Regions from separate parts of the Homo sapiens genome. Here region 1 is linked to region 2. Evidence: chromatin loops called from intact Hi-C (ENCODE). Cell type or tissue: endothelial cell of umbilical vein. All regions are shown on one strand.

Region 1 (2,500 bases), 1.4 Mb before region 2:
GTAGAAAAATAACAAGACCGAGAAGATCCTATAAACAAATCATTTCTGAGAGTATGCACTATGTGTGTCTGGAATGAATGTTTTCAAGTAGCTTCTTGAGGGTGAGGAAGAGGGTGGTGAGACCCTTAGAGATACGCCATACTGTAGGGCTTGTGTTTTAGGGAGTGAAGTAGGAAGGTCTTCGAAACAGTAGGGTAGTGACTGTGCTCTGTGGTCCCTGCCCTATGTGCTTCCTCATACCCCATGAATCTCTTCTGGATTAACATGTAACTAACATGAATTAGAAAGGTACCAAATTATTAACCTTCCAGGGGGTCCTACACATGTATTGGCTCAGAAATTGACAAGAAAACAGTAAATACAACATGACATAGAGGAGCAAGTCTAAAACATAATGAATATGAAGGATTTAGAGAGTTAAGACATGGTAGGTGGTAGCTGCACAGTACAGTAGATGTGGAGACTTGAGGTAGACCCTGAAAAGAGAGGAGAAGTTACATTTTCCTGTAGGGGTGATTTTTTTTTTTCAGGGAGACCCATGGCAGAGCGGGGAACAATGAGGAGGAACCCTCGCTGGAATCCAGGCTTTGGACAGGAATGTGAGCAGGTGAGTCAAGACCAGCTGGCGGAGAGATTAAATTCCTGCCAGAGAGAGATTTCAGAGTTGATCTAACAGACAATAGGGAGTGATTTGCTTTTGTTAAACAGGTGGTGCTGATTAATTGAGGGTACCCAGGAGTCAATCAGCAAGTTAGCAGCTGAAGAAGTTTAGTGTACTGAAGAGTATTTCCTTTGGAGAAATGCTCCCAAAGTGGTCCAATAAGAACCACTCGGGGCCAATTGTTTCAACTGAAGATTGCTAAGCCGCTCTTGCAGTGCTCATTTCCATGGGTTTGGGATGAAAGCAGTATTTCTACAGGCTCACAGAGTAAGTCTTATTTACACATAGTTCTTTTATAGGTAGTTAGAAAATGTATTTTATAACAGACTTAGTGTTTGCCATCTGGGGACTTTTGGTCAGATTAGACAGAAAAGAACCCTAATCTTGGTGAGGAAAGCAAGAACTTGAGTGAGCTTCATTTGAACAATCTAACATTTTCCATTTAATGGCTTTAAAGGAATCCCCCAACTTTTGGAGTGTTTTGTATTATTAATTCGTTTCTGAATTGCAGTATTTATAAAAAGACTTGTGCAGCTTAAAATAAGACATTCCACAAAACTGCCAATATTACTAAATGGTTTCTAATGAAATATCCAGTCTGTCCAACCACTGTATTTTGGTATCAACGGAGGATTTTTCTCCTTTTGACCAGTAGAGGGGGCTATAACTCTTGATATAAATAGCTGTTTTTCCTAGACAGAAATTACATCACCGAGCCGTACTGTTGAACTATTGTACCCTTGAATTTACAATTAATATACTAGAACTATAATGTGGTGCATATTTTTTTTTTTTTTTTTGAGACGGAGTCTCGCTCTGTCGCCCAGGCCGGACTGCGGACTGCAGTGGCGCAATCTCGGCTCACTGCAAGCTCCGCTTCCCGGGTTCACGCCATTCTCCTGCCTCAGCCTCCCGAGTAGCTGGGACTACAGGCGCCCGGCATATTTTTCATACTTTATCACTTTAGACTTACCTACATTATTTATGGTACCGCTTGTTTTATATCTCCCAGTATAAACTTCTTTGCCAGCCCAAATGGACCACAATTATGAGGATAAATGTGGCTCTTTTCTTGAGTCCAACATTACTTCTGCCTTCCCCCTTTTCTGGAACTCCAGTGGTTACCATTTGTCTGAATATAACTTGCTTGCTTGAAACCCAGTTCAGAAACAACTCTTTAATAAATCCTTCTCTTATCTTCCACTTCTCAATTTGCATAGCATGATTAAACTACTATTTTATTGATGATGATTGATTGATTGATTGAAAGGGAGTCTCACTCTGTCACCCAGGATGGAGTGCAGTAGCGCAATCTCGGCTCACTGCAACCTCCGCCTCCCGGGTTCAAGCAATTCTCCTGCCTCAGCCTCCAGAGTAGTTGGGATTACAGGCATGAGCCACCACGCTCAGCTAATTTTTGTATTTTTAGTAGAGATAGCGTTTCACCACGTTGGCCAGGCTGGTCTCGAACTCCTGACTTCAAGTAATCTGCTCACCTGGGCCTCCCAAAGTGCTGGGATTACAGGTGTGAGCCACCACGCCTAGCTTAAGCTCCTATTTTCTAGTGCTTAATACAACTGTTTATTTTATCTTTATTAAATACATCATGATTTTTATTATTCTTCTATTAGATCATAACTAAATTTCCAGAAAAAATATGAAATGCCCTGTTAAGTTTGAATTTCAGATGAACTAAATTTTTTTTGCTGTTGTTGTTTGTTTGTTTGAGACAGTCTTGCTCTGTTGCCCAGACTGGAGTGCAGTGGCACAATCTTGGCTCCTTGCAAGCTCCACCTCCCGGGTTCATGCCACTAAATGTTTTTTAGTATAACTAAATCC
Region 2 (2,500 bases):
TCTGAATTGTCCACCTAACAACTGATTACATCCTCTTCTGCAAAGGGAAATAAAACTGTTTGCTAATCAGGCCTCAGAAAGGCTTAAGTGTTCCACACCGAATATCAGAAATCGGGAAAATCATTAAGTCATTACCTCGTGCCAAATTGAATGCTACAGTGTACTTTTCTGGTATTTTAACCTGTCTAGCATCTAATGACTCAGAAAGCATTTCTCTTATTTAATCCCTCTCAGCGTTTTTTTTTTCCTTACTGAGAAGCTACTATTAACCTCTCTTGTAAAGAAAGTGAGTCTCTTCAGATATCTGTCAAATAATTTTATGTGGTTAACCTAAAGCACAGCTTTTTCTAAAAAAAAAATAGAAGGATCGTTCTGGAAAGGAGACAAGAAAAAGCAGTCCAGTGGGAAGAACATAATTGTCTTAGCATACCCGTTGCTGGCAGATGCATGAAAAAGCCACACAAATGAGACACCAGCATCTAAAATCAAATGCCTGTCAGCTTAAATTGTAGTCTTTGGTAAACCTGATCAATTATTCAGCCTTCTTACACATTTAATAAAGCTCCAGAACAGAGCCCAGAAAATAGTTGCATATAAAATATTCTTTGAGAAATAAATTACGCTTTAGTAGAAAGCTACAGTCTTTACCTAAGCTAACTCGGATGATACTCCAAGTGAGCTATCCTTCCTGCTTACTTCTGCCTTTTTTTCTTCAAAGGGCAATCCTTTTTGAATTGGCATTTAGCATGGTAGTATTAGGTTGGGGGAAAAAATCGTGTTTTTTTGCCATTAAAAGTAATAGCAATAACTTTCGCCCCAACGTAATAGTTGCTTCATTCCTGGAGAGTGGGATCTGCTTGGTTTACCAGCCAGAGGGCTTGACAAAATCTGACTTTAGTGTCTTCGAATGTCCTTTTCTAACATCTGCACAGAAATATCTTCATGGGAGAAAATCATCTTTTTCATTAAAAAATGTCAGTGTGGGAGTATGGGGAGAGGAAATAGGGAGAGAAAGAGAAGGAAAGAGGCGCACACATACAGAGACAGAGAGAGACAGGGAGAGAGAGAGGGCAAGAGAGTACTGCCTTGGGGTCACTAACACCCTTGAAGATATCTCAGAAGATTGTTCCAACCAAGTAAAAATGTAGACAAAAAGTCGCCGCTCCTTCTTCAGACACAACGGATCTTGTGAAGAGCCTGGTAGGGCAAAAACTTGAGAGGCCATTGTGGTGTCCAAAGAAATACTGACATCTACTGGTGGGTTCGGAAGTCACAGGACTTTTCCAAGGGCCACATTTAGTTGCACGGAATTGAAAGTATTAAAATCCAGTGGATACAATTAGGCATTCCTGAGGATCCCTTCTAAATAAATTTTTAAAATTAACTTATGACCATCAAGAGCATTTCTGAATTGTCTGTTCTTTAATCCACCAGATAGATAATCATTGACTTAGTCTCTGTACCTGAAATATTTCACACAGTCCAGGGAAGAGTAAAATGAACAAAATTCCTTTCTCTTTATGACCCCAGGACCTACCTCATCAAAAACGGTGCTTTGAAAAACAGCAAGAAGAATGGGAAGCAATATTGCTCAGTCAGAAGATAAACCTGTGTTCACATCCAGGAACTTTCATTTATTGGCTGTGTAATTTCTACCAAGTTACTTTGTCTCCCAAATCTCATTCTTTCTCAGCTGGAAATGAGAATTGAGGATACCTGCCCTGAATGACTCTGTCAGTAATTAGAGACCACGAACTCAAAGTGCCTGTGGTTCACATTACACACTGAGTAATTGCCGGGCGCGGTGGCTCACACCTGTAATCCTAGCACTTTGGGAGGCCGAGGCGGGTGGATCACCTGAGGTCAGGTAGTCGAGACAAGCCTGACCAACATGGTGAAACCCCATCTCTACTAAAAATACAAAAATTAGCTGGGTGTGGTGGCATGCACCTGTAGCCCCAGCTACTCAGGAGGCTGGGGCAGGAGAATTGCTTGAACCTGGGAAGTGGAGGTTGCAGTGAGCTGAGATGGCACTACTGCACTCCAGTCTGGGCGACAAAGCAACGCTCCATCTCAAAAAAAAAACAAAAACAAACAAATAAAAGAAACAAAAAAACTCAGTAATGGGATTGTTGTTACATTTAAAGGATAGAAACATCCTGGGACCACTTGCTTCTTGATTGACCAAGCTGTGATTTAGGAGAGTACTTCTCAAACTTTAATTTGCACTCGACTCACTAGGGAATCTTGTTAAAATGAAGGTTCTGTTTCAGCTGCCAAGGGCGGGGCCTGAGATACTGCATCTCCAGCAAGCTCCCAAGAGATATTGATATGCTGGCCTGGGACAGCACTGAGTAGCAAGAATCTGTGGGGTCCAATCCCCACTAGAGGTCAAGAGCATTGAGGTGGCCCCTGTCAATTGGCTTCCTATGTGAGGGGAAATAGCTCTCAAAATTTCAGTTGTTTCAAAGTATAAACAAAGTGTACATAAGAAAATTGC

What was found. Peaks named below come from ENCODE experiments on the same cell type or tissue, not always from the same donor. Only the 100,000 strongest peaks of a DNase experiment are listed, where the experiment ranks them.
Region 1: a loop joins it to region 2, with 2.8 times the contacts of the local background. A loop is called at or near these places in 4 of 110 quality-filtered maps.

What each region holds. Positions count from the first base shown.
Region 1 is chr10:15,901,458-15,903,957 of GRCh38, forward strand. No RefSeq gene overlaps it. Among named protein-coding and RNA genes, the nearest start is that of MINDY3, 42 kb to the left of the region's middle. In endothelial cell of umbilical vein, a CTCF peak has its summit at 1,283 (motif pointing right); a DNase peak (open chromatin) is centred at 1,314.
Region 2 is chr10:17,256,641-17,259,140 of GRCh38, forward strand. No RefSeq gene overlaps it. Among named protein-coding and RNA genes, the nearest start is that of VIM-AS1, 28 kb to the left of the region's middle. In endothelial cell of umbilical vein, a CTCF peak has its summit at 1,264 (motif pointing left); a DNase peak (open chromatin) is centred at 1,221; H3K27ac peaks cover 388 bases.